2 separate regions of the Homo sapiens genome follow, and region 2 is linked to region 1. Evidence: chromatin loops called from intact Hi-C (ENCODE). Cell type or tissue: PC-9. All regions are shown on one strand. Links, peaks and the distances in the headings refer to the core of each region. The heading gives the core; the rest is flanking DNA. Region 1 has its middle 620 kb from the start of LINC02342. Region 2 has its middle 680 kb from the start of LINC00364.

Region 1 (15,661 bases), core at 6,385-11,384:
TATGTTCTTTAATATTCATGATGCAATTTTTGTCTAAATAGAAGCTTGATATTTTCTTATTGTCTGTGGCTTGCCTTTTTAATTTCATATCAGTGTTATCTGAATAGTAAACTTTTCAAATTTTATAAAGTCAAATTTAATTTATATTTTTAGTTCATGCTTTCTGTATAATTTCAAAATGTAGAAATTGTCAAAGTGTAGGTTACCAAAAAATTATTCCGTGTTTTCTTCTAGCAACTGTACAATTTCAACTTACACAGTTAGCTATATGGTCTATTTCAAGTTAAGTTATGTATATACTAAGGGTTACATTTCATTATTTATTTAATTTTTACATACAGATAGCCAGTTGTTTCAATATCATTTGCTGAAAAGGATAACCTTTCCCTATTGAATTGCCATGGAACTTTGTCAAACATCAGTTGACCATATATATGGGCCTATAGCTAGTTTCTGTATTCTAATTTATCTTGGTGTGTATTTTTATGCCAATATCATACTTTCCTAATTTATTCAGCTCTAAAATAAATCCTAAAATCTGGTTGTACACGTCCTTCAAGTATGGTCTTTTTCAAACTTGTTTTGGCTACTCTGGGTCTTTTGCATTTTTAGATAAATTTGACTTTGCATTTCCAAATAAAATTCAGCAGACGAAAGCCTGCTGGCTTATCACTGGAATTGGTTTCAGTATACAGAACATTTGGAGATAATTGGCATGTTAACAATATTGAGCCTTCTAATTTGTAAATATTGTATACCATTCTGTTATTTATGCCTTCTTTGGTTTATCTTGGCAATGTTTTGTAGTTTTCAGTTTACAGGTCTGGTATATCTATCATTTATAAAATTTGTCCCTCACTTATTTATTTATGCTATTATAAATAGTATCGCTTTTTTAAAATTTCAGTTTCAAATTGTCTATTTCTAGTATATAGAAATATAACTGACTGGTAGACAATTACGTCACCCTCAGATAAAGACAGTTATTTCTCATTTTCAAAGTGGATGCTCTATTGCTTTATTGCACTCATCAGAACCTTCAGTGTTATGTTTACTACAAGTGTTTACTCTAAGTGTTGAGACCAGATATTCCTGCCTCATTTTTAATTTAGCAGTAAGGCATTCAAATTCTCACCATTAAATACGATGCTACCTGTAGATTTTTGGAGACGTACTTTATCATTTTGAGAAAGATCTTTTCTATTCTTACTTTGCTGGGAGTTTTTATCAAGACAGGATGTTATATTTTAGACAAATGTATTTTTTAATCTCTTAAGATAATCACATGGTTTTTATTTGTATTTTTATATATGAAGAATATCATTAATTTCTAATTGCTGAGCCAATCTTAAATACATAGGATAAATCCTGCTTGGTTAGGAGAAATTACTATTTTATATCTTGTTCAATTTGATTTGTTAAAATCTTGTTATGAAAGTTTATGCCTGTTATGGGCTGAAATGAGCCCTTCCACCCCAAAATTTTATATATTGACATCTTAACCTCCAGAATGTGACTGCATTTGAAAATAAAGTCTTAGAACAGATAAATAAAGTTAAGTAAGATTATTGAGGGTGGGTGTTAATCCAGTATGACCGGTGTTTTTATAAGAAGAGACTAGAACACTGATATGCAAAGAAGAAAGACTACGTGAAGACCTAGGGAGAAAATGGCCTTTTACAAACCAAGGAGACACGTCTCCAAAGAGACAAAGACACTGCCAACACCTTGATCTCAGACTTCTAGTTTTCAGAACTGTGAGAAAATAAATTCCTGTTGTATATGCCACTCAATCGTTTTGTAAGGCTTCCCTAATAAATTGCTGTAGTAAATTGTTTGTTTTAGAGTTAGGATGAAGGATACTGGTATACAGTTTTATTTTCTTACAATGTTTTTGTACTAGCTTTTTATATGCCTAAAAAGTTACCAGGAATGGAGCAACTTAAAACAACATGCATTTATTACCTCACAATTTCCATTAGTCAGAAGTGAGCATGGCTTAGCTGCATCTTCTGCAATCTATAATTGTCAACCATTATTGGTCTTTTATTTGAAGGCTTAAATGGACAAGGGTTCTCTTCTAAGGTCATTCAGGCTGCTGGTAAAATTCATTTTCTTGTAGTTGCTAGACACATTACTTTTGTCTTATTCTTTGATAAGAAGCAAGTCACTGGTCCTTTCCACACACAAAGGCAGTAAATGAAAATCATGAGAACCACCTTAAAGTCTGTTCACCACTACATTTTTTGGATTTTGGTATTAGAGTAATCCTGGCCTTACAGAATAAAACAGAAACTGCTTCCTCCTTTAAAACATTTTTTTGCAAACATTTGTATGAAACCAGTGTTAATCTTCCTTAAATGTTTGCTACACTTCACTACTGATAGCATCTCGATCTGATGTTTTGTTTTATAATTTTTGTAGTTACAAAATTCATTTTCCTTAGTGGATCTAGATTTATTTAGGTTATCTATTTCATGGTAAGTATAAGCAGTTTGCACATTTTAAAAATACATTCATTTTAACAAATTTGTTTAATTCATTGTTATAGTGTTTTCCGATTATGAGTTTAATATCTGTCATATGTGAAGTAATGTATTCTATCTCATTTCTGATATTGATAATTCATATTGTTGCAGGACTTTCCTTAGTCCAGCTAAAGACGGGGTTTTTGTCCATCCTACGGCCATGAAAATTCAGGCTCGCAGACAATTTGAATGGTGAGTAAGACAGGGTTTTATTGGGTGAAAAGGAAAAATGGGGGAAACAGGCACTCTCACTAGGCCAAGGTCCCTGTTAGAGCACTACATGCCTCGCTGTCTGAATCCTGGGTTCCACACAGGAAGAAAAGGGGCCAGGCTCCTCCCTGCTGCAAACGGCGCAAACTTCTGTGTTTCCACCCCAGTGCACATTCCAGTGCGCAGGCTGGTTGGAGATTCTCTGGGGACCCCCTCTCACCTGGCTGTCTACTTCCCACTCTAAAGAAGTACATCTAACTGCCACTAGAATAAGGATAAGGTTGAAGATCCATCTTAACTGCTCCTTCTGACAGGGGGCGCTGTTTTAGGGAAACAGCAGTCAGAGCTCCCTCCTGGGCCTATTTAAGGGTTCCCAGCAGATGGGGCCATCATCAGAGGCTCTGGTTGCATGATTGTTTGGAGTTTGACGGGTTGAAGGCAAGAACAGACAAAATGGGCTATTAGAAAACACGTATCAAAATAAAACAAGGGGAAGGGTAAGGAAATCTCAAAAATTCCAAGGCCTTTCACCAGTTTGCACAGGAAGGCCAAAAGCCTGATTGGTAAGAAACTCTACCCTTTTGCCGGCATGTTGGGCTTCTGGGTTCCCTTCCCCTGAGCCCAATCCTAAGTCAACCATTTTAAGGTTTGAATAATTAACTCTTTCCAATTTGGAGGATGCATCTGAGAGGAGTGTCCTGTAGTACAGAGACACAATTACCTATTAGGGAAGAGAGAACCGAAGAAGAGAGAAGAAAAAAGAAAGCATTTTTTAAAGGAGTTCCAGGGGTTCAGGATGCATTTGAAAGGGGTACAGGCTGAAGATGAATGGCTACCCATCTAGAAAGAGGGGGGCAGGCATCCCTGGGTTCCTTCTCTTCCCAGCAGATACCGGGCTACATGAGGGAGAGAGGAAAGAGCATCCACTTTCCCTTTTCCATCCTTGCATCCCTGAGTTCCAGCGACCTTGGCAGGTCCCACCATGAGTGCCAAAGCGGCTTGCACCCATGAAGCACGGAAGGCCTAGAGAATAGGAATTATCCCCTCTCACCTATGCTTCTATCCCCGCTACCATCAGAGTAGCCTTGGAGATTCCTAGACCTCATTTATGCCATGGATACTAATACGGCCTTTATCCATTAAAGGGGAAGCTTGGCCTTGGCTTAACCAGCAGGAATCAGCTATGCTCACCTGCACTGTGCCTTTTAACTTCTGTTGCCATCTGCCTCTGGATCTTTTAGATCCAGTTTTCTTTCCTAGGGCTGTGACTCAAAGCTTGGAAGTGAGTTTGGAACAAAAATGTGTCTCAGGGGGTTGCACGGACTCCCTATTGTAAGCCAAATGCTAAGGTAAAACTGTGGAACTGAGTCCTCCTCCAACAAGGGAGATAAAAGGATGTCTTGTGACACACCCAGATAACTGGTAGCTATAGTTATGCTTGCTAAGATTTGGGTGCATGGTGCTTGACTTTGGTTAGCTCCCTTGGTCTTACTTTATGGAAAGGAAACTTCTGAGTGATGGACATCCTATTTATTCCAATTGCCTGACAGGATTTGCAGGATAATTGCTCAGAACTAGAATATCAATCCAGGTTTCCGCATTACCCATCCCTTTTGTTCTTTCTCAGCTGCAATCAGAGATTGCTGGTTGGTTTACAGGAACAAGCAGGGTTAATCTAAATGTAGGTGAAAACTTAAAACATCTAGTAAGTTTAGAATTTAATAACAAATATATGATAAATTTTGAAACAGGATTTCTCTCTCTCCAGTCCTCATTTTTGTTAAGAAACAAATAATCATAGGACAGACTGGTTTGCTAAATAGACTTTAGTCTTATAATTGACCTGATTATGTGCATAAAGTGCAGCAAGAATACTTATTTTTACATAGGCCTTTTGGATTGGCTTTGATGGAACTCTGTTCCCCAAGGAATCTCAGATAAAACCTTTTAAATCCAAGCCCACCCATGGTTTTATCCTCAAACACCTATGAGTTGGGTGATCCTTTCCTCTTAAGGTCCCAAGATAAACTTGGAGCTCCTGGACCTGTTAGAAAGTGACATTCTTTACTGAACACAGGTTAGGAACCCTGTACAGGGACTGCATAGACAAGGGTATGACGCCAACCTCCCCACAGGGCTTTTATCAGCTCTGCAAGTCAAGATCGACTCTTTAAAGGGAAGCATACGCTTGCAGTCAAAGCCTTGGTAAAATACCTAGTTTTTCCAATTGTGTCCTGTTGCAAAAGAAAAAAATGAATTCTTATTGCACTGATGCAAACAACTGTATTGCCATAAGTTAAGAATACCCACAGATAGTTTCCAAACTCTAGAGGAACCAAGCAGAGAGAAATAATCTTGCTCCAAATTTGGTTCATAGGAGTATACCTTAATTATTAAAGTCCATAAATAGTTTAAAATAAGTTTCCTTGACTCTGAAAAACAAAACAAGGATAAGCAATATTCCAAGCAAAAGTCCAAAAGGCTGCTTCAGCTTCTTGAGTTCAGTCCACTTAGTTAATTCTTGTTTCGCTTGATATTTGTGAACATTTCATCTCTTCACGAGTCCTGTATATTTTCCTTTATTCCAATGTTACATTCTCCAAAGTTATCAGGAACCTGATTGTCTCAAATACCTTAGAAATTGTATTTGAGAACACCTATCAGAGTTCTACAGCTTATTATAAGCCATCTTTTGAAAAGCATACATCAAGACAATTGTCTGTGAATAGCAAAATGTTCAGGGTAGTTAAAGTGAGAAACACAACTGACAAAGAAGTTTGGTTATCTTTGTGTTTTACAATTACTTAACAAAACAACCTTAATTGTGATTGATAGCATGTACTCAGGAATTAGAATTTTAGAAATCCCATACAATTTTGGAACAAATATTAGCATTATATCAGATAATCCTGTTTACCTTTCTTTTCTGGACATTCCAGGGGCCCTTGGAAGTATCCAAAAAGCCAGGTGTCAGGAAAGACAATTTTGTAACTTAAGTTTGATTTGGGGAAGCCTTTAAAATATGTTTAAAGCATTTGATGTTATGAAACAGAATTCCAGGTAACCATAAATTATTTATTTTGCCAAAATGATGACTCAGAAATTTTAAAGAAGCAAAAACCTTTTATAACCCTTTATAAATTTTGCCAAAGAGCAGAATAGTGTTTTAAGAATACCTTGTGTGTTTACTTCAATTGTCAATTGATAGAAAAACCATATAATACCCTTCTGAATTTAGCTAATACGTTCATATAGAGACCCTCTTCTGCAAGATTAATTTCCACAATTCTTCCACCACTTCTTTGAACCTTCAGAATTTTCCTAATTTAAAACAATCCTTTAACCCTAGGCAAAAGTTCACATTTCCATGCCTTCTTATAACCTTTTACAAAAAAACAAAAACAAACAAAAACACATTTTACTGTTCTCACGTACCTTGCATGTAAGTATGTAAATCTATTTAATGCTGTGCTAGCTGCAGCCAAGGTTTACCTTCTTAGTTAAGGGCATGGTTAGTTCCAAAATTCCCTGGGCCTTATCAGTTGTGAAGCCGGCAAATCAAATACTTTTCAAAACCCAAAAACCAGTTTGCAACCTCAAAACACTTAGCAAACCTTACATCTGACCTGCATAGTTTAGTTCACCCATTTACATTTTAATGACACCTGCATTTTACCAATAATCTTTAAGGCTGTTTTTATTTCTCAAACATTACAAACACGTGAAGCGGAAGGTACCACAACTTTTAACTTTCCTTTTAAAAATATTAGATCCAAGCGCTTGCCTTTCTTCAGACCAAATTAATCAGAGCTCTTTTGACTGACATCACGCACAGTACACACACAGACAGACAGAAGAAAACTCAGTCACTGTGTGGGGCCCTTTAAGAGGCAGGGCTAAGACAGCAGGCATATATCAAACCAGAAAGAATCTTATTCCCTAGGGCAGGATTGCTAAACAAAGCCCTGCGGGGGGAGTTACAAGCCATGCCCTCAGGATGTAATACAAGATGGAGGCTTGATTTCACAACCAAAACTTTCCAGAGAATATAGTGATAGATGTTGGAGGTCCCTAGTCTAGCACAACATCTTCTAAAAGAAAATGAAACTTTTAAAAGTTAACTACCGACAGGGTAGAGAGAAAAGAAAAGAAACAGTTTAAAAATACCTGAGGAAGAGCCTCTCATTCCTATGCAACTGATTCGTCCACCATGGAGATTAGTTCAATTATTGTCCAATGGAGTAGAACCCCTTGGCTGGGGTAGGGGAAGGAGAAGACCGCAAGCTGGCTCTGCGAAGACCCTTGAGCCACGCGTCCCAGCCCCAGCATGAAGCAGGTAAGGACAGGGAGCTGCTGCTGGTTGGTCGGTCCCCAGTAAGGGCCTTTCTCCCAACTCCCAGCCGCAACGGGAGTTGGGGGCCTGGTTCCTCTAACCTCGGAAGTCCGAGGATGGAAAGGCTTAGAACCCACAGTGAGAGGTTTTGAGTCCCCATTTCACTCACTGCTTCTCAAGCCCCGACGTTGCACGCCAAAAATGTTGTAGGACTTTACTTAGTTCGGCTAAGGATGGGGTCCTTGTCCATCCCATGGCCCCAGAAATTCAGGCTTGCAGACAATTTTAATGGTGACTGAGACTCCACTAGGCCAGAGTTCCTGCTAGAGTGCTTCCTGCCTAGGCCTGTGAATCCCAGGTTCCGCACAGGTGAAGGAAGGGCCGGCTCCTCTCTACTGCAAAGGGCACGAACTTGTGTTTCCACCCCAGTGCTCATTCCCATTGCGCAGGCTCCTTGGAGATTCTCTGAGGACCCTCTCCCTCCTACCTGTCTCAATATCATATGTCTTTTTTATTTTTTATTTTTTTAGTAGTCTGACTAGAAGTGTAAAGATTTTACTAATCTTGTCAAAAGTCCAATTTTTTTATTTCATTGTTTTATTATAAAATTTGTTTTCAAGTCCATTGTTTCCTTTGTTCATCTTTTTATCATTTCCTGTCTTCTGCTTCGAGTTTAATTAACCCTTTATTACAATAAAATGACTTTATCCCTGAAAATATTCTTTCTGAAACTGTTTAAAATCAGATATTCATTGGCCACTCAGCTGTTATTGGTTTAGAATTAACACTTTATATCTTTTGCCATTCTATCACTTTTAAACTATTTGTGGTTTTATATTCAAAGTGTTTTTTGTGGCCACCATGTAATTGGATACTTATGTTTTAATCCAGTGTAACAATCTCTGACTCTTATTGAGAAGATTAGACATTTTAAATTTAATTTTATTATTGATAAGTCTGTGGTCAATTTATCGTTGGTAAGTATTCGTTTTATATTTATTCCATCCATTTTTAACCACTTTTTTCTCCTTATCTTAGTGCATTATTTATATATGATTCAATTCTGTCCTATTTTTATTAATTATGTTAAGTATATAAAATATATTTTTCACTTACACAAGCAATCTTCTACCACTTAACATATAGTCCATTTTGGAATAGTGTACAACTTTACCCTACAACCAAACATGTCCATTTTCTCTTGCCTATCTTATGCACTGCTGTTTTATTTATACCTATGTAATAAATCTTACAGTACATTGTCATTACGTTTACTTTAGTTAATTATCATTGAAAGTGATGTAAAAAATAATAGCAAAAGTATCTTGATTTACCCACATTTTTACCTTTTTTTGAATCCTTATATTGGAAATATATTTTTGCTAGAAATGGAATTTTATATTAACTTCACACTCCACCCCCATTTCAGGACTTTAATTGTGTTGTTTCAGTTTCTTGCTCACAGTATTTTCATTACAAGTCTGCTGTAGTTGATAATCTTTTTCCATTATAGGTAATATAACTTAATTTATCTGGCTGCTTTTTTTTTTTTCTTTCTGAGATGGGGTTTAGCTCTTGTTGACCAGGCTGGAGTGCAGTGGCAGGATCTCAGCTCATTGCAGCATCTCCCTCCCAGGTTCAAGGGATTCTGACTCAGCCTCCCAAGTAGCTGGGATTACAGGCACCTGCCACTATGCCTGGCTAATTTTTGTATTTTTAGTAGAGACGTAGTTTCACTCTATGGCTGCTTTTAAAGCTTTCTCTTTTTTACTTTACTTTTCTTTTTTTTTTAATTGAATTGTAATGGACCTTGGTATAGCTTTCTCTATTTATTTTCATTTGTAATTGTTATGTTTCTTAGATACAAAGATTTTTATTTTTACCACATTTGAAAACATTTATTATTCCAGTATTTTGTCCCCTTTCCTATTTCAGTGATGATAATTTTACATAAAATAGTGCACTTGAAATTGGACCACAGTTCACTGATGATTTGCTCTTATTTTCAGTCTTTTCTCTCCTTTCCTGGGCAGTTTCTACTGTGTCTTCAAGTTCATTAATCTTCATTTTTGTAGTAATCTCCTCTGATGTATAATAATCCTATTAAATGTATATTTCCTGCCAGAAATTGTTTTTTTCATCTTAACAAGTTTGATGTATTTTATCTACTTAAAAACATAATCAAACTTAAGTTTGATTTTTTCTTCTTAATGTATAAATGATTATATCTTTTTTGAACACATAGAATATAGTCATATTAACTCTTTTATTGTCCTTGTTCACTAAATCTATTGTTTTTGTCATTTCTGTGTTTGTTTCTATTGACATATTTGTATTATCATTACAGATTGTATTTTCTTCTTCTTTGTATTCATGATAAACTTGGGGGGGATGCTAGATAGGTGAATTTTACCTTGTTTGTAGCTGGATCTTTTTGTGTTCTCTCAAATATACTTGAGCTTTATTTCAGGAAGCAGTTAAGTTACACGGAATCAATTTTATCCTTTTTAAGCTTGCATCTAGTTATTGCTAGGCAAGACCAGAGCAGTCTTTACTGTTAAATTTTACTTTATACAGAGGAAAAGTCCTTCTGAATATTCTACCTGATGCCTGATGTATTATGAGATTTTTTTCACTCTGGCTGGTGGGAACATGAAATATTGTTCACCTTCTGCTATGATTTGAATGTCCCCTTCAAAACTCATGTTCAAATTTAATTGCCATTGTAACAATGCTTGGGAGGTGGGATCTTTAAGAGGTGATTAAGTCATGAGAAGTCTGTCCTAATGAATGTATTAATTCCCTCACAGGGAAAGAGGGCCCCTGATAAAACAATACTTTTGGCCTCATTTCTCTCTCTGTTTCCCATGCTCACTTGCGCTTCTGTCATGTTATGATGCAACGAGAAGGCCCTTTGATCTTAGATTTTCCAGCCTGTAGAACGATGAGCTAAATGAATCTTTTGTCTATAAACAACCCAGTTTGTGGTATGTTGTCATAGCAGCAGAAAACACTCTAAGACATCTTCTTTGTTCTCTAATAATTATTCTGATGTTTCATTACCAGTGGTTGTTTCCTTGGCTTCAAGTGATTTCCTCTTACAGGTACTAATCAGGACTCAATTTAAATATCAAATGAGTCGTGTGCAGATCTCTGGACCTCTGTCTTTGCAATTCTTGCCTCAGAGTGATGCTTTATTTTCTTCTCTAGTCTGTTCTGTAAATTCTAACTGACTTAGCCTCCCTGAATTCTGAACTCTGTCCTCAACTCAGGGAGCCTTCTGGACTCTGTTGGATACCCTCTAGGAGGTAACATGGAATAACACTAGGATTTTCTCTTGTTAAGGATCAATGCTAACGATTTTTAATAAAAGAACATGACATATTTTGTTTTCTTATGTTTTCTCATGCTTAAAATGGGAAGGTACACCTAGTAGTTCATGTCATTCCATCATGATCAGCAGTAAATTCAACAGATAATTAATAATTGTTGATGTTTTGAATCATTCCATATTGCAAATGTAAAATAAAGACCTGGAATTAAGAGAGTTCATATAAACCTGATGATTCAGTAAAATTAAACATATCAGTGTAAGTACAAAAAATTACTGGAAAGTGACAATCAAGGATAAAACCAACTACAGGGTAAAAAGTTAAAAGCCATAATAAGGCTGTTAGTTCTAACACAGTAAGAAAATAACAGAGTAGAACCAGAGAAAAGTCTACATAAGCAGTAGGTCAGTAGACAGAACAATGTCAAAGACATGACTTACAAAAAAGAGCATTGCCAGACTCACTTCTTTCCAAAGTCCAGCTGAAATGTCAAAGATATATAAAGAGAAAGATATATAATACAAGGTCAAGTATTAAAGCAAAATAACCAGGCAAGTTCATGTGAAGCAATAGCACAAAATTCAGAGAGTCAAGACTTTTATATGACACCTGTGGAAGCAAGAATAATTCCAGAGTGACAAGTTGTGACAATGTAGATTTTATGAACATCTGGTTGAGGTGAGACTAGGTGAACAGTGTCAAAAATCTGCAACTGAAAAGTAGCACCTGACTTATTAGGAAATTGGTTTGGTTAATTTTAATGTTCATATTCAGTTTTTGGTTTTGTCATGTTTAGATCATTTTAAAAAATAATGATGCAAAAATAAATAACATATGTGGAAAGTAACTAAAAAAAAACACTTGACTTTTATTTTCCATTTATTAGGAAGCAAAATTAGTTACCTAAAATTTTTCATCTATAAAAATATTCAGCAAATTTCACATCTTTTCACATAATTTTAGTTACTACATTTAACTGAATATGTTTGAATATATGTCATTATTTATTAGGAATAAAACATGCAATGAATTTGTTTTATTCCATTTACTTTTGCTGATGTGAAATTGCAGAATTAGAAGTTATCCTGAAAATGATAGGAAAATAAAAGTTGGATATGAACCAGTGTGGTATATTTTAATAAGAAAGCAAAATTAGGTTAAAATGCTCTAACATTTTCAGTAATTAGGGCTATAGAAGTCAGATTTCAAAGGAAAGTGAATGTCTTGAATGAGAGAGGAAAGGAAAGTTTATGGGCACAGAAAATATATAGGCTTTTGTTTTCTTATAACTATTAAGAGTACAACTCTTAGCAAAACAGCAAAGTATATTTTAATATTTAAATAATTTTGAAATAGTTTTATTTTTATTCTTTTTTTGTATTTAATCAACACATTTTTATTAATATCCTACTATATGCTATGAATCATCCTGAGTCCTGGGGATATACAGGGAACGATTAAAACATCCAGATCAATCAGGAGGGAGCTCTGGGAACTCTTAGGCAGCAGGGAGTCCAGTCAAATCCCTCCCAGCTCTCAGGCCACACTTGGTGAATGGGCTTAGTTTGGGTGATTCTCACATTGCCAGTAAGACTGCAACTTTTTCTTCTAGTTCCCTATTTTAAGGCCTTGTGCAGGCTTATCTTAGGGAAGCCTGGATAATCCTAAATCATCTTTCACCTGTAGCCATATTCTTTCTTAAACTTGTATTTAAGGAATACAAGATGATGTTTTAATATATGTGCACACAGTGAAATGATTACTACAGTGAAGCCAATTAACATATCCATCATCTCACATAGTTATCTTTTTTGTGTATGTGTGATGGGAGCACCTAAAATCTACTCTCTTAACAAATTCCAAGTGCATAATACAATGTTATAAACTATAGACTTTATGATGTAAGAATAATTTTTTTTTTTGAGATGGAATCTCACTCTGTCACCCAGGCTGAAGTGCAGTGGCATGATCTCCGCTCACTGCAACCTCCGCCTCTCAGGTTCAAATGATTCTCCTGCCTCAGCCTCTCAAATAGCTGGGATTTGAGAACGTGCCACCATGCCCAGCTAATTTTTGTATTTTTAGTAGAGATGGGTTTTCACCATGTTGGTCAGGATGGTCTCGAACTCCTGACCTCATGATCCACCCACCTTGGCCTCCCAAAGTGCTGGGATTACAGGCGTGAAAAGAATACTTTTAAAAATAAACAATATGCACTGAAATGTTGTGTATTCCATGGTTTGACAAGAAACAATTTCAAGTTTTACTGCATTTTATATTTGATAGATCAGATATGGTGAAGGAAAATTACTGCCAGTGATAAATGTATTTTAGAAGAAAAATTACATATAAATACTTGAGAATATAACCAAATATTTTACTTTGAGAGATGCAGTTTGATTAGGAAAAACTTTAATATTTTTAATATTGCTATGTGATAGCATTACTTTAAAATTGTGTAAATTATCCCTTAAGCCGGTATTTCCACTTTTAGTCATGGTAAAGATAGAATATACACTTGGATTAAGAAAATATTAGACTCCACCTACAGCTGGACCAAATAATATAATAAATAAATACTATAACCCTTTTTTCTATAAGAAACAGCCTGCCAAATCTTAATAATATTTTTTCATTATCCATTACACTTCTAAGTAGCAAAAATTATTTTTCAGATCTATAAATATTGACATTTGGACAAATAAAACTGCAGTTCTTCTAATAAAACTGTGCTAATATATTATCTTGAAACACATTTATTGTCTAATTACTCACTTTTAATACCTTAAAAACCTTGATTTTTTTCTGCAAAACATTTTACATTAAACACATTAAAATAAATGACTGATGCTTTTTTCCTCTCAAAATAAAAAAATAGAATAAACTATTATACAACTCAAAGACTTTTTGAAAGACAATAAGAACTTAATATTATTGAATTCTGCTGAAAGTGTAATGCTTTATAATTTTTATTATTTCACAAAATAAAATAATGGCAGAAAGCATGGCATATCCAGTGGTATACAATGTAACAGTGGTTGCAGAGGGAGGTGGAACATGTTAAAGTTGTTTTCTGGCCTCTAGAATTTGAAATGGATAATGCATTTGACCCTCTCAACACAGTAGACTCACTGTCCCCAGAGAGCACTTTCACTGGCTTGTTAATCTCTGCCTAAGTAGTAACCTGTACACCAATATAATAAAGATCAAGTTGGTTAAAAAGTATCTCTGGTCCTAGGTTAAAGCATAAATACTCCTGCCAACAAAGAGAAACCCAGGAAATACACTGAGGTGTCTAAGAAACTGCAGAGTGAAGATAAAATTATTCAACTTAGTGGAATTGCTGAATTTAAGGCCAGTATAGAAATTTTATTAGTTTACACTGAAAGAAATTGGAAAATGTATTACTTCATATAATATATGGTAGAAGATGAAGTGCTTAACTTACAGTTATGGGTGTAGCTGTCTGTGAACTTACTCCTGCATGACTCAAGAAAAAAAGAAAGTAAATGATGAATCTTTTAGAGATATGACTGCAATTCTTCCCAACTACCTTGAAAGAAAGTCATTGTTTACTGCCTATTTAGTATTTAGAAAGATTGCCAGCTATCAAAGTATTAACTATTGTAAAGGCAAAAATTAGGCTTATTGAGGTATAGATGTGTTGTAAATATAGATGCCAATATTCAGATTCATTCCATGTGGAACTCCAGAGTTTAATAATGCCAAGATAATTATTACCAAAAAGTGAATTGTTCAATTCACTGAACCTTAAGAAAATGCATAATCACTTTGGGGTACACGGTAACTATGAAATCAGAGATACGATCCATGCATATAATTAAAATTATTTCTTACTACTTTATTAATATATCTTTTTCTGTCATTTGACTTTAGTCTGGCATATAAGTCCATCATCCAAATGTAGACATGATTCTGTCAAACTTATTTATAATAATGATGCATCAATAGAGGTGTATAATTCTTTTTAACTTTTTAAAATAATGTATTATTTTGACACAAATGTACGTGTTAAGTACAGCAATGTAAAATAGATATGACAGCACTTATCATCCCTATTTTAGAGATAAAAATACAAAGGACAGGAAGAGGTAATTGAAATATTCCTAGGTTCCTAGAATTACTCAATGATACAATGAAAACTGATCATTGATCATGTGCACTGGCTCACACCTGTAATCCCAACACTTTGGGAGGCCTAGGAGGGAGTGTTTCTTGAGGCCAGGAGTTCAAGACCAGCATGAGCAAAATGGCAAGACACTATCTCTACAACAAACTTAAAAATCTTCATTTCAGCCTGGGCAACACAATGAGAACCTATCTCCTCTAAAAAATAAATTAATAAACATTAAAAAAGACTAACAATCTTTGCATTGTATTACACTTCCATTTGATAATATCTAACTAGAATAGTGTGCTTTCCTGTAAGGAGAAAAATATTTTTATTAAAGTGGTGGTTTAGGATCCTAAACTCATGCTTTTTTACACTCCTTAATGATTACTCAGTCAAAAAATTTGAGATAGAATTATAGTCCCCTTTTCATTTTTATTTTAAAAAGTAACTTGACTGTTGAACAGCCTATAAATAAAATGTAGTGTATTCTCTCTTTTTGGTTGTATGATGTAACTAAGTATTCTGTAGTCAATCAGTGCCACAGAAATGGGCTTATAAATTTTAATGGATCTGAAACTGCTGCAAAACTCAGACAGCCAGACTTTTCTATAGAAGTTAAAAAGAGAGGGCCAGGCACAGTGACTCACACCTGTAATCTCAGCACTTTGGGAGGCCGAGGCAGGCAAATCACAAGTTTAAGAGATTGAGACCATCCTGGCCAACGTGGTGAAACCCCGTCTCTACTAAAAATACAAAAATTAGCTGGGCATGGTGGTACGTGCCTGTAGTCCCAGCTAATCAGGAGGCTGAGGCAGGAGAATCGCTTGAAGACTGGAGGTGGAGGTTGCAATGAGACAAGATTGTGCCACTGCACTCCAGCCTGGTGACAGAGCGAGACTGTCTCGAAAAAAAGAAGAGAGGTAAAAGCATTGTCGTGCTTCACCCAGACACTCCCAGATCCCATTTTCTGTTTATGTGTGCCCCCTCCTCTAACTTTGGAGGGCATTTACTTCTAACAGTGCATTCCTATGGCTCACTGTGGAGAACTGCCTATGAACCTTTAGAGTGTCCGTCCCTCACCCACAAATGCAGAGAGCTAGAAGTTTCTAGTTGTTTTTGTCCC
Region 2 (15,661 bases), core at 5,434-10,433, 210 kb after region 1:
AGCAGTTCTCTTTCATATATTTCTCAATTATGTTTTCATAGTACTTATCAAAATGTATTGTAATTGTGTTATTATTGGTCAGACTTGTGTAACTGTGACTTTTAAGCAGGATATTTCCTTTGGCTACTGTATTAGTTCCTTCCATGCTACTAAGAAGAAACACCCAAGACTGGGTAATTTACAAAGGAAAAAGGTTGAATTGACTGACAGTTCTACAGGGCTGGGGAGGCCTCAGGAAATGTACAATTATGGCGGAAGGGAAAGCAAACACATCCTTCTTCACATGGTGGCATGAAGGAGAAGAATGAGAGCTGAGTGAAGTCAGGAAAGCCCCTTGCAAAACCATCAGATCTCATGAGAACTTACTCACTATCATGAGAATAGCATGGGGAAAACTGCCCCCATGATCCAATTACCTTCCACTGGGTCCCTCCCATGACACATGGGGATTATGGGAACTATAATTCAAGATGAGATTTGGGTAGGGACACAGCCAAACCATATCAGCTATAGTCCAGCATATAGCAAAATAGCCTGTGCATATTAAGTATTTAATAAATATTTTGACTCAAGAAATGTATAGTGAAAGAGAAAGGGAGGGATGAGGAAGAAATAAATTGGGAGGCTAAGTTATTTTGGGGAAATTTGATGGTTAAAAAACTGGCACAATGTGGTTGGAAATGGAAATGTGAGCACTTTTTTGTTTATTTTCTTTATTTTCATTTTTTTTTTTGAGTGTGTGCTTTGGGAGGAAGCAGTATTCATTATAGGGTTAGAGATTGAAAATAAAGGAACTTAGACCAGAAAGATCAACTTTACCAAAAAGATGCAAAGGTGCATACTCGAGTGTATAGAAGGGGCTTCTGTTCCCTCTAGGCAACTTTAGAGGTAGAAAAGAAGAAAATTTAGAAAAGTTCCAACAGATGGCTTCTATTTTTTTTTTTCTTAAATAAGAAGCAAGGTTGCCTGTTGAGCGTAGGAGAAGCGGGTGGGATTCTCTGCTTAAGGAAGGGTGTTTGGGAAGGATTTGTAACAGCCTCTGTGGGCTGAATGAAAGCAAAATTTGGTGATCAAGAATAGGTGCCTTGATATTCAGATATTATTGCAAAATTACAAAGGACAAGTTGCAGTATTCTCCTTGTAAATCCCTGCATTTAGTATTCCTACTGGCAAATCCCTTCTGCTCACGTTTGCCAGATTAAGCCTAGTAAGTATTATTTTGTTACAATAAAGACTGTGCATTTTAAATGCCGCCATAAAGTTTACAAAATAATTATTTAATATGTACTTCATGATAAATATTGAATACAGAAATGATATAAATAAAATTTATCTAGTTTGGCTTTTGTAAAACCAAAAAGACTATTCTGTCATAGACACACTTACACACCCACACACACACTCTTTCATTATTATATGTTAGAAAGTATTAATAAACTATATGCTACCAAAGATGTAATCTCGATTATAAAGCTAAAGATAATAGGGAGTGCTTAAAAAAGTCAACAAGGATATTATAATTTCTGGTTAATAACTGTGTATTTTGCCATAACTGATTACCAAATGCATCATTATATAAGCTCCATTGAGTTCTCCCCAAACCAACATTGCACTGAGCTTTTTGGAATGTACAGGATATCATTTAATCAAGGGACTGAAGGGAGACAGCGCAAAACAGTGAGACTAGGTAAATACAAAGGTAAAAATTTGAGCTATAAACTACCTGTACTAATGGCAGTCATTGCTGTTATGACACTGACTCTAGATATGAAAAACCATTTGAAGCCCAATATGATTTCATTTTAAATGATATTAAAATAAGAGTAATTGGACCTAGATTAAGTCATCTTATGCACATTCAATCATGTTTCCACAAATTTCTCTAACTTTTATTTCTGGGTGTCTGACTATTGTGGGGTATTTTTATGCCTACTCTACAGTGATAATTATTTTCATCACAAAGAGTAGCACTTTTATCAAGAACTTTGCAACAGACTCGGTGCTACAATTCCTTCATTAAAACTGTTAAGTGAAATTGCCAATACTTGCTTTATTGACAAGGATCGTAAATCTGTTATCTTTCACTTCTGAAAGGTTTCTTGTTATAAAAAAAAATCAACACCTGCTCAGAATTTAAAAATATGTATATATTAATACATTGAAATAATTTTGTTATAATTGCTATTTCAAAATACTGTTCTAGGGTCCCCGAAAAAGTCTAGAAAAGTAGGATTTAGCAAACCTGTTTCATATGCCTGACTGTCATTAAGGCAATTCAAATCATCTCGCCATGCTAAAATGCTTCAAGATTGTGGAGCTAAATAAAACTCAAATTGGTGAGTAAATGGCTCATACTTAGGAGAAAGCATGCAGATAATAAAGAAAGATTAGATGGAAGTATTTCAAATACAAGAAATGTTGGAAAGACAAGCTGTTTATTAATTTCTTTCAGCAAATATTTATGTAGTAACTACTGTGAAAGAAAAGCTGTTTGTTGTTTCAACAGATATTTATGCCACCATACTGCTAGTTGCTGAGACAATAACTATGGAAAAATCACAGTCCTTGGCTTCAATGCCAACAATTGGAATTATATAATGCAATTGTGATATTTTAGGAATTGCAAATAATTCATTATTACTGTAACATAAAGCATAAAGGTTTATGACAGGAGCTGGGTCTGGATAAATAGCCAACAGAGCTGTATAATGAAAGTCTTTTACAAAACAAAAAGATCCCAGTGGAGGACCTTATTTCTTCTATGAATCATGTGTATTTAATCATAAGAAGAAATATGTCAAAATTGATTTAAGGATCAAAATGAAATATGTACTTTTGATACATCCCTAGCTTAGACAAATTAATGCAATTACTTTAATTAAAGAAAACACAGTGTAATATGCATGTATGTTACAGATTGACTATTCCCAATCCAAAACACTGGAGACCAGAAATGTTACAGATTTCAGAGATTTTCAGATTTTGAAACCGTAAAGTATCCCTAATCTGAAAATCCAAAATCCAAAGTGCTCCAAAGAGCATTTCCTTTGAGTGTCATGTCAGTGCTGTGCTCAAAAAGTCAGATTTTGGAGTATTTTGGAATTCAGATATTCAGATATGGGATTATAAATAACATATATATGTACACAATATAAAAGATATAATATTTAGTATAAATCATTCTCAGAAAATCAGGAAGAGATAACAAAAGGTCAAATAGAAATGACAAGCTTTATTTTAAAATGGTGTTGGAGGGAAATGTGAGCTATCTTGTTTGTAAAAATAAACACCGAGGCTGGGCGCGGTGGCTCATGCCTGTAATCCCAGCACTTTGGGAGGCCGAGGTGGGCAGATCACGAGGTCACGAGTTGGGGACTAGCCCGGCCAACATGGTGAAACCCCGTCTCTTCAAAAATACAAAAAATTAGCCAAGCATGGTGGCAGGCGCCTGTAATCCCAGCTACTCGGGAGGCTGAGGCAGGAGAATCCCTTGTACCTAGGAGGCAGAGGTTGCAGTGAGCCGAGATTGCACACCACTGCACTCCGGCCCCGACGATAGTGTGAGACTCCGTCTCAAAATAATAATAATAATAATGATCGAATTAAAGAATATTCTTATGGCATTCATTACAGTGAAACAAAATTCTAAAGTAAAACCAGTTTAATAGAAAGAACAAAGAGTAAAACTATTATATAGTGTGGAAGTAATGAGGCTAAGCAATTAATTACAATGTAAGTCTGAGAACTTGACCCGATGATAATTCTTGTATAAGACTTTTCTGTGATTTGACCAACAAGAAACTATCCTTTCAAGCCTGCAGAACAACTCAGGAAATAATCAAAAATCAGTTGCTCAACAGTTCCTAGAAGAAAGGAGGCAAGAAATTAATAATACTAAAGCAATTTACAGCATGAACATGTTATCAATAAGAAAGAAATTGATAAGGATATTGGTGAAGAGGATTTCCAAGTTTAAATGTGGAAATAAATCACTGATTGTACTAAATATTTTTTAATTACAAAAGAAAACTGAGTACAGGAATGACAACAAAGGGCATTAAAATAGAAAAGAGCTGTGCCATTTTTTTTCAAAAGTTGTTTATATCTTCCTGGTTAAAATTATCAGAAGCACAAATAATAGAATAAAGATGATATTAAAGATACTTGAAAAACAACTGGGCCAAACCAACTGTCATATAAATTGCCTAATATGGAAGCCTCTGTTAGCTCAAATATAAACTGATGATGCAAAAGAGATAACACATGCCCAAGGAACTGTGGGAAAGAAAACGTGCAAATATACCTCTTCTCTGAATGTAGCCTAGTGAAAGACGGCGTGAGAGGGCATTAACATGAACAGCTGTCTATTAACTGAACGTAAGTCAATTCATTTAGCTGACATAGCTCTTTTTTTCTGTATGTCTTTTTTTCAGTTTCCATGCATCCTTCGCAGTGAAAGAACATCAACCTGAGGGGCAGGAGGAGGAAAGCACTTGTCTTTCATAATAAGCACTTCTCTCTTGTTAAAACATCCAGAATGAAAACTATTTAGGCACATTTAATAAGACATTCCTCTGTGATTGTAAATATCCTCTGATGTTCTAATTTTCTACTTCCAGTTATCTTTTGGCTTTTTCCAAAAGGCAGGGATCTACAAGGGCACAATTCAAATTTAATAGAGCAGGAAAAGGCTGTGTATTTTTTAGGTCAGATCACCCTATCTAGAAACAGTTTAATGTCCTTAATTAACTTGCTTTTATTTAATGACCCCTGATTGGTATCCTGCTATGCCCAATGTACATCTTGTGTAGGGTTTTCAGCCTTACATTTTTAGAAAAACACATCTTAATTAACTTAATTACTGTTTATTTCACATGGAAAAGTAGAAAAATTATTAGTGTCATTTGTTGAGGCAGACTGAATAAAAAGCATGGAATTGAAGTCAAGAAACCTGAATTTAGTCTAAACATAATCTGTAACCAAGTGTTTAGTCTTAGTTGAGGTAGCTCTCTTCTCTAGGTTTAATTGAGAGACATGTTAGTATTGGAGTTAACAGCATAAATTTCAAGACGGACTATCCATTTATGTACTTTCTCCATAGCTAATCCCATAAATTTGGGAAAATATTTCTAATTGCTTTGAGCTTCAGTTTCTTTAAATGTAAAATTGGACTAATAATAATAATACCTACCTTATAGAGCTTTGGTACATGTGGTATATGTTAGCACTGTATATGTTAAATAAGGATAACTAGAGTATTTTATTGTGAATGACTGTTCAATTTTTTCAGATAAATTGCTCTTGAATTTGCCCATAAGCACCTACTCAATGTTAACTATTTTTATTAGTATGATAAAAACAAAGACATTTGAGAACCATAGAGAAATAGATCTAAGCAATATTTTGAGTAACAGTGCACTGTTGGGAAGACATCCATGAATTTCATCACGTTTGTAAAGGCTATATGCTTCAGTTATTACTGCTCAATTTAGTGGAATAAAAATGTTTTGTAATGCTTGTGGATTCTGTGGATCAGGAATTTTGGCAGGACATAGCACTATGACTCCTGTCTGTTTCATTTGTCTGAGGCTTCAGTTGGAAAGATCTGAATGATTGGCATGATTAACAGAGGCTTTCCTATTACTATTACTATATAATACAGAGTCCTAAAGTTTTTTATTTTTATTTTTATTTTTTTTATTAAGGTCATGGATTCTGTGTTCCATGAATTTAGAAAGAACATCACAGCTGAAAATACTCAAAAGGAAAGAGGTAGAAGAGCTGAGGCTGGGGGATCCACCTCTGAGATGTCTTTGTTACTTATATGTCTGGACCTGGGCTTGAGAGGCTATAGGATGTGTTCAGCAGCTACTGATGACCAGAGAGCCAAAACATAGATTCTTCATATGGTTTTAGCTTCTCACAGCCTGGTGGCTATGATTTTTTAGAGATCTTTCAGAGAAAGCATCCTAAAAGAATGAGCTGGTGTTGGCAGTCACTTCTGCTGTAATCTATTGGTCAAAGCAGTCACAGGTCAGCCCAAATTCAAAATGGCCTCTCAATGGGAGAATACCAAAAGACTTCTGGGGCAATGTTTTAAAACCACTGCAGAATTTAATGTAAAATATCAACAACCACTTTTGTCCTTTCCAGGTCTGACTTTTATGCATAACCACTTCTTAACAGTCAACTTTTGAACATTCACGTCTTTAAACCATTCCAATTTCCATCTAGCTTTCTGTTCACCTTAAACTTTTTAACATATTGAAAAGTAAACTAATCAATATTTCCTAAAATAAGTTTATTCTCTGGGCCTCCCTTGTTTTAAAAGAAGAGCATCTGACTAAAATAATATCTAATATGACTTCGTTAGAAAACTAAATTCAGTGACATTCTTGACATTTCTCTAGTTATCTACTTCTACATTTATTCCTCAAATATTTTCAAATCTTTTTTTTCTAAATTCTCTCACCAATGAATTTTTTTTTAAATTTTCCTATTTAACACTAGTGCAAACATGCATTATAATTCGTGGGGCCTATTAAATATTTTTCTTGTTTGACAAGATTTTTATTACATTCTTCCTTCAGCTGCCCCTCCACTTTGCAAAACTGTTTGCCCTAAAACAACGCAAGGTAAATATTAACCACTGATTAAAGAGTTTTGATTATTCCAAAGTTCACAGATTAAATTTAGGATTTATTTTTCTCAGGGCACTTTTGTTGAAAACTTTGTGTCTAACCTTGCAAGTTTTGTTATTAATATATGATGTGAATGATTATTTGAATGGGCATTTGGGAATAGATGCAGGCATAGAACTACAGAAAATACAAGCAATAGCCCCAGGCTACTGCAGAATCAAATTTACTCCCGTTGATGTTTTAAGACTACATTGACGCTGACCTTGAGAGGAAAGAAAATCTACTCTCAGAGCAGCACAATCATGGCCAGATGGAGCCCAGTTGACAGCAACTTTAAAATCCATGCATTTAACCTTGTCCAGATTAAAGTCCTATACTCTTCATTCAAGCCAAGTTTGTCTGCACATTGGTCTCCTTTTACAACAAAACCCATTCAAAATTCTTATTTTTTCTCACATTTTCAATATACATGAATTATCTCTTCTCTCCTTTTCGTTTTAGCAAGCTGGCAGTTCCCACATTTGTTTAAACGTCAGAAGTTCCTTAATCTTAGAAAGTTTTTTTATAGATCCACATTTTTTAATGCTAACCCCAGAACTACTAATTCAGTTATGGGACAGGGACAAAAAAATCTGTATTTTGTCAACTGCAAATCTGAGGCTGTATCAACCCCAGGAGATCCTAATGAGGCTGACTAATGCCAGATAACTATTAGGAGAAAATGTTCTAAAGATAACTTAATAGGCCTCCACTTAAATTAGAGTTCAAATATCAATTTTTTAAGAATCTGTCTCAATCTTGTAAAAATGAAACTAAATACTCCACTATCTGACCATTTTCAAAAGTTTCTAAGACATCACATTATAGTAAAAGGGCCTGTGGTCTAGGGAGAAATCAGATAATTTTGCTTCTATTTCTAGCCTGGTATAAACATGGTTGGTTATACTGCCTTCTGAGCATCTTTATCTGGTTTTCTTTTTCATCTGAAATACGAGAGTGATGACACTTACTTGCTTATTTCCTAAATAGGTTGTGAACGTAGTTGAATTAGTAAACTTAAAAAATAACTTTTAAGTACTAAACATGTCTATTACATTATTTAGAAAATTATAGCCACTCGTATTTAAACTATGCTATTTATTTGCTTATTTTTATTTCATATTTAACTTCTGTAAAAATTGTTCTTATTCTACCAATAAATTCTTAACACTTTAAGGGAAAGAATTTAGTGTCCTCAAATTACAGCATTTTCCCTTTTCCCAGATGTGCTACCTGTTAAGAGTTTTTAATATTAACTATATGACTTACATTAGACAAAACTAGACTCATTTATGTGAAATTCTTTCCCACATTTGATCCTGGTAGGATGCATGTGACCATGATTCTCAATCAGAGTGACAACTTAATTCTTTCTCTTTTTTTTTTCTTTTTCTCTCTCTCCTTTTCTGTCTTTATTTTAGTCTTTAATAGTATCCTTGTTACGAGACTTCCCTTTGAATTAAAGATAATGCATATTCATTTTAACATGCCAAACAATACATAGATACATCAATACAAAGTTAATAGTTTTTTTACAATCTCATTCTAATTATATCATCTCAGAGGTAAGTGTTAAGTTATATTTCCTCTCTTATTTTTTCTGTAAGCTCAAAAGAAAAAAAAAACGATGGTCACACAGACCAGAAAGTGGGAGGGGTTCCAAAGTGGCATAGTACTACATATCTGGGCACACAGGCTTAACCCACAGATCGGGTTACATCCATGTAACCAGACAGGTAACAAGTAAAATGGCTAAGAAATGAGTCAATAGAAGTGGTGGGGATTAGGACTCATTGCAGACTTCTCTCTGTCTAAAAGTGGCAGTCACCAGGAGGGAATGCAAAGCTAGCGTATCCAGATTTTCCAGGTTTTGAAAAGACAAAAAAAAAAAAAATAGAGAAAGAAAAAGAAGAAAAAAAATCACCTGATTTAGTTAAAATATACTAATCTTGAAAACTCTATGAAGACCCACATAAACACATTTCTAAGTACAGTCAAATCTGTTAAATAGCTTCTTTTTGGTTTCTTGATGTCTAATTTATTACTAAACTATGATAAGACTCTCATTATATAATACCCAAAGGGTGTGTTGTGGACATTTGGTGATAGATCTTCTTTTTGTTGAAAACAAGATTTTCTTTTGACACACTGGTGATGAAAATTTTGTTAGATGTTTACCTTAATCAGTTGGTTTAGTTGGTGTCTATTATGTTTCTCCATTGTAAAGTTACTATTTTTCCCTTCTCCCTTTGTAGTTGATAAATATCTTGGGCGAGCTACTGAGAATATCTAAGCCCTGTTTTCTCCTCAAAACTTTTGCCTGCTGTGTAGCAGAGTGAGGAATATAAAATAACTATTTGTACTATTTTTCATGTAATTTTTATATAATTATGAAATCAGTTTAAAATAAAATACTCTTAAAAATCATTTTCTTTTTTGTTGTTTGAAATTAAAATTAGTTTGTACTTTGTACTTGGATATATCCTCTTGTTGCTTATCTGCTCACATAATTTCTTTGTTCAAAATTGCTTTTCTAGACTATATCATTTTTTCTTAAATGCCTTCTAAAATCTTGCAATTATGCAATTATAAAGTATTTATTTCATAGCTCTTTTGCGATAAAGGAATTTCAGTACTGCCTAAAACTGAAAGCCTAGTGAGAGAGATTTATCTAAGAATGAGCTCATCACAGTGTTGAAACACATAATTTGGCTGGACCTTTCCGTGGAAGACTATTTCAGCATTTACTGAAACTACTAGGTTCTAGATCATTGGACTTCACTACTCAACTAAAAGGCATAGATATCTGATTAAAGAATGGTGGTGTGCTCTTTTGGCTGAAACATTTACTTGTGCCATTAGAAATGAAACCATTCCCAGACAGAAATGTCAACATTATTGTAGGCTTACTGAAAACTCTGCTTATGGGTAGTAGAATTACAATTGTATTATGGGTACAGAATGGATCGAATATTTTCCTTTTGTGCAATACACAGTTACATGTTTTCTTCAGCCCACTGTCACTTTGCCACTCTTCTGAAATTACTATCTTTTTTAGGAAAAAGATATTTCTTAGGAAATGGATATCACTTAAAAATTAGTAAATTTTTACATCATGAATACTAACAACCTTCCTAACAGATTGCTTCATGACCATTAATATTTATTTGACACAATAACAAAGAAAGCATATTGCTATTTATATAGTCTTTGATATAACACTTGTTAATATAAAAGTATACTATGTATGGTTTATTTGGTGATACAGGTAGAATTGCTTTTTCAGTCAGCACCTATCCCATTTGTTTTCTTTCCTTTTGATGTTAAAGGAATAATTGCACAATGTATTTTTAAAAATGTTCATCACGGTAAAAATAAAAATCAATTCAAAACTTCTCAAAATGGCTTTCACCCAGTTGCTTCTGTAATTCTGTGCCTCTTTATTTTGTGCTCATTTTCTTTTTTCAAAGATCTCCTTTAGGCTACCTTGCAGCATGTTTTATGGATCAATGATTCTGCTGATTGTTTTTTCTCACCAAGGTCATTAGTGGAACCCATCTATCCTAGTCTCCAATTTCCACATAGAGTTTCATCTGTTTTGCAAAACATAATCCTAATAACTGTGTGTATCCTGGATCTTCAACTAGAAAGTCTGGTTAGTTAGAATTGATTGATTTTTTAAAAATATTATTGGTCTATTATTAGTTATGCTAGCTCCTACTTTATTAAAATTAATAATAGCTTATATTTATTGAACATCTATCATGTTCCAGGCACTGTGGAAATTTATTGTAAATTTTATTTCATTCAATCCCTCTAATGCATTAAGTAGAAAGGACTAATATTATCCCATTTGTACAAATGGTAAAGGTCAGTATAATCTTGTCCATAGTTACAGGTTAGTAAATTTCAGGAATGAGAGCTGACCAAGAATCTGTTTATATACAGATTCTGATTTCTTAGCCCCTTTTCTTATCTGCTGAATGGTACTGTGTTATTTCTTCTACATAACTTGACTAAATCCATGCCATTGAATGCGTTTAGTAAATTTACCTTGAAATTTACTTACCTACAAGTAGTTAAAATGTAAAGAAACTAAATCATTCTTGAAAAAAATTATTAAACTCAGACATATTTGTTAGACAATTTGGTAAAAATAGCTAATGAGAAGCAAATGACAACAAATAGATTCAACTACACTTCATATTTCTAAAACACCAATAATTTTTATTTGATTAATTTATTTGCTTAATTCACAGTTAATTTCTACCCTATTATAGGTTAGAAATCATATAACCTCGATTTTAAAATGTTCTTCAGAATTCTAATCATTTTTTCCATAACTTAATTTTTCTTTAAGTAAAATAAGGATAGAAATGCTTTAATTCATTTATATATCAAATAATCATTTATTCTGTGTATTCTATGCTATGCCAACGAAGTAACACTAAGCGGTATTGTATGTCTATGAGGATGAATATTCATCTTGGAAGGAGATGGGTCCCAATACAGGAACATGGAAGAAACAAAGTACAAATTAGCAGGGAAGGATACATTTTTCTCTCTTCATCTTGTGCCAAGTGAGTAGAAGAAAAAATAACCCATGATGCCATATGACTTACAGTCCAGAAGAGAAAACTGAGAGGTATTCAGCTAACTGAGGGGGTCATAAGAGGATTCCCCAGAGATTTTGACACTGAAGGTGGAGCATGTGGATGAGGAATGAGCCGGATGGTTTTGGATTAGGTGATAGTTTGCTATAGAGAGAATAAGAAAAAGTGTACAGTTTGATCTGCTTAGGTGTTGAGTCTGAGAATGTTGGTTGGTCAGAGTCAAATCAAAGAGAACTTTGTATTCTTTCAACACTTTTTTTACTTTACCTAATTGATACTAGGGAACAACCTCATGATAATATGGCATATATTCCATTCATGTCCAGTAAAATAATTTTAAAATAGTGGCACAGGAATTACCATTGGTTTGCCAGACATGCCTCTATGTTTTAATATTCTTAGTAATATATTTCTGGCTTCAGACTCTATTGTTTCTTTCAACTTTATCAACATAATTCAACATACTTAGAGTCTTAAACTATAAGAGTGATTTTGTGTGTGTATTATATTAGATTCCCTAGCAGTCTCTAACTGCCCTTCCCCACTCTTGCTTGCATTAGTTTTTCTATATTTGACATGGTTCTTCTCTTTTTAAATTTATTTTTTTAATAACTTCTTCAACTTGTATTTTAGATTAAGGTGTTCTCATTTTTATAAAAGTTAATGATCAAAGACTTTTGGAAAGTAATGTATTTGAGGTGTTTTCCCCTCCAAAAATTGCTGTTTTTAGCATGGGGCTTGCACCTGTAGTCTCAGCCACTCCAGAGGCTGAGGCTGGAGGATCGTTTCAGCCCAGAAATTTGAGACCAGTCAGCAAAATAGCAAAACTCCTTATCAAATTTAAAAAAAAAAACTGCTTTTAAAAAAATTGAACTCACACAGTTAATCAGATTTTAATGCTATCTTAATGCAACTCTAATAATGCTAAAATTGTATTAATAATAAAAGAAAGATGTCAAGACCCCAATATATAAAGGACCTAGTGACAATAATAAGAAAGGTTTGTATGTGTGTGGTGGAGGGTCAAGTGTGTTTATGCATGATTGTTTGTAGGGTAAATAATGAATCAATTATTAAATGGGGAAAAATATGTTGTATTATTTTATGGTACAGTAAAACTCATACCTAAAAGCCACATACATATATCAACATCTACAGAAGTTTGCACAAAGAGTAACATGACATCATGTAATTTGGACTATTAATTATATCTCCAGGTAATAATCTATTCTAGTGGTTTCAATTGTCTCAATTTTCTTGTTCCTAGTCACCATCTATAAAGTAGACATAAATTCAATTTGAATTTCATTTTAGGGTCAGTGATAAATAGACAATTTCCTCTGCTCTTATCTAAAGCCATCCAGATTCATCACCTATGCACTATTTGGGACAACCCACTCCTTTTATTCTTAGGAGATTAGTGCTAGAAATATTTACTGTTTCTGAGAAGCCCTATATTAATTCATAAAGCTGTTGAGCCCTCAGTAGCGTAACCTTTCTATTTTTCCATGAAATAAATGCATCTATAATAAAGGAGATTTTAGCATATCCATCACTGAACAGGCATTTGCTGGTGGGGACTGTCCTAGGTACTAGGAGTAAAATAATGAACAAAACATGATCTTTGCTCTCAAGTCTCTTACATTTTAGGTCAGATTACTGAAGAGGTCGTTGCACTGATGTCTGAGAAGCACTTGCAATGGGATACACAGTGCATTATCCCAAAGGAGAGGATCCACAATTGTCACCATGTCACTCTGTTTATTTCCAGGATGGCCACAGATTCTTCTAAATCACAAGACAAAAGTAAAACAGTGTTGATGACTATACCTCCATATGATGACGTGGAGAATCTACCAGTGGGGGTTCTGAAATACATTCAAACTAAAATGTGTTAGGGCATCCAGAGACATGTGCCTAGTTTAGGATGTTTTATGTAAGGGAGTGTAGAGCTATCCCAAAGCTTAAACCTCTACCAATATCATAACAAAACTACCTCTGTTAGTGCTTTGGTAATCTGTTCTTTCTGAAGTTGACTTTTCCTGTATTTTGATTATGTGGCATAGTTTTGAAAGTTGTACAGTGAAGCATAATCTGCACAACACAAAATATCTGCTCAATAAACTAAATAAATTGCTTTTTAAACTGCAATTTTCTTAACTAAGAATAAAAGATACAAAACTATCATAAGATTCAAGCAAGAAAAAATATATACCAAAGCACTTTTGATTTGTATACAAGATAAAAAAATCAGTGATATTATTTGTATATTTGAGTTCATTTATGTCATTGTCACTTATTTGCCAAGACATTATTCGGTGTTAGCAATGAACTTAGGTCAGTTATTCATCATACGCCAAGCATTAGTGAAAATACTCTGAATGAGTATCGTTTTTGAGTATGGTTTTGCACACACAAAGTTTTACAACTGTTCTTGCCATTTTTTTCATTGCTATACACAGCAGACTGTGAACTGAAGAGCTTTTATTTTTATTTCTACAGTTTTATGGTATCTTCAACATAACATTGAAATTAATCCTTTTTTCAGAATTTTTTCTCTTAAAACTCAATTTCCATCTTAAAATATTAGCAGATTAGCTGTTTTCTTCCCCAATAAATAGACACATAAATATAAAAGCACTAAAAGGGAAACCCTACTTTGCTTTTGTATCACCATCTGTTATAAATCACATTTGATGTGTTGTGCTAACTGACGCAAACTGTATACTGCCAAAATGAGCATTGTCTTTCCACACTTTTTAGTGAAACTTTGGCAAATTCAATGATTTTACTCAATAAATAAGTAGGGAAGAGTGATTTACAAATCATACATATGTATTTATATTTAGTCTGTAGCTTCTCTGTGAACTAAGATAAAATAAAAAGGCAACAGTATAAAAGATCATTACTTGTTTCTAGACAATTCTATAATAATATGAATGTAAAATTTATGATTATTTTAGTGAAAACAAAAGTAGGTCAATATCAGACATTTTATTTTGTCCTGATTATTATGGTATGGTGTGTTAATTATGGGATTTACTAAGTTTATATCCAAAATTTAGTCAATATATAATTTTGAGCATTTAATAAAATGTAAAATATATTAATGCAATATAAATGTTTCATATTTGAACATTCACATGCCTACAAAGACAGAAAAAGCATGTGAATTGTTTCCAAATAATTATACATTTTATGTAATTGCCAAAATGGAATTAACATTTATGAACTCATTGTGGGAAATGTTGGAAAATGATATAAACTAACCAGTTACTTTGTCCTTGAGAATTGTATAATTTATTTGTAGAGCAGATGCATGTGCAGAAAAAAGACTTCCCAAGTTAAGTATAATGCAATATACCAAGAGAAACAAGTTCTCAAAAAGCTTGAGCTATATTCAACAAAATATTCAGAAAAGCATAGTTTACTTTGGGCTTTCTGTCTTACCATTTCTTTCCTTTTCATGCTGAATTTGGACATATTGAGAAACAAACTGATTTGAGCCATAACTTATTCTTTTCCATTCCCTTTACTCCAAAAGTAGCAGAAAAGTAAAAAGAGTACGTAGTGTTATTTTCTAGTTCCACCACTTATTTGCAGTTATCCTGAGGAAATCAGCTAACTTTATGGTCCTTACGTCCCTTTTTCCTATTCCGTTCCTTTTTTCCACCCCTATTTCCAAAAAGGAACAAATAAAATCCACTCATTCTGTCTCTCAGATGCTTTACATGTATAAATGGAATTTCCAATATGGTGATCTTAGAACCTGGCCACCAATTTTTTTGAAATTCTTGAACATGAATGGGCTTGCCACTGCTTTGACCCATATACAACTGCAGAAATGACTTCTAAGCCTAAAAGGTAATGCAGATTTGACATTTATTTTGCCAAAACATTGAGCTATCATGAAAGAAGTTCAAATACCATGACGCTGCCATTCTGAAGAACTCATAGGTCAGCTCTCTGCCAGCTAATTCCAGCCTTCCATCCAACTCAACCAATATGCCAAACATCATGGTAAAGAAACTGCCTTGGAAGTGGATACTCCAGCACTATTCCTCCAAGTTCCATGCAAACCAAGTTACCTGGAAGTGAGAGGCTACTGTAAGAAAAATCTGAAACTGTATAATACTGGGTTTGTGACCACGTGACAGGCAGAATGAGGTAGAGTTTTGAAGACACTGTTAACAGAAGCCTGATAGGCCCCCAGAAGGTTGTTAATGACAACTTCAAGTAAGAAAAATGTTATAAAAACTGCAGGAACAGAGACCCTTGTAATCTACTACACTACATTTAGCAAATGTTTACCTGCATTAAGTGGAAAGTAAAAAATATGTCTGTTGAACTATCAGAAACTGGCTATGG

What was found. Hi-C counts contacts between places; a loop is a spot of excess contacts. Peaks named below come from ENCODE experiments on the same cell type or tissue, not always from the same donor. Only the 100,000 strongest peaks of a DNase experiment are listed, where the experiment ranks them.
Region 2: a loop joins it to region 1, with 2.2 times the contacts of the local background. A loop is called at or near these places in 1 of 110 quality-filtered maps.

The regions. Positions count from the first base shown.
Region 1 is chr13:68,248,709-68,264,369 of GRCh38, reverse strand. No RefSeq gene overlaps it. Among named protein-coding and RNA genes, the nearest start is that of LINC02342, 620 kb to the left of the region's middle. In PC-9, for the core only: no CTCF peak of the experiment used is centred there; no DNase peak of the experiment used is centred there.
Region 2 is chr13:68,040,847-68,056,507 of GRCh38, reverse strand. No RefSeq gene overlaps it. Among named protein-coding and RNA genes, the nearest start is that of LINC00364, 680 kb to the right of the region's middle. In PC-9, for the core only: no CTCF peak of the experiment used is centred there; a DNase peak (open chromatin) is centred at 8,407.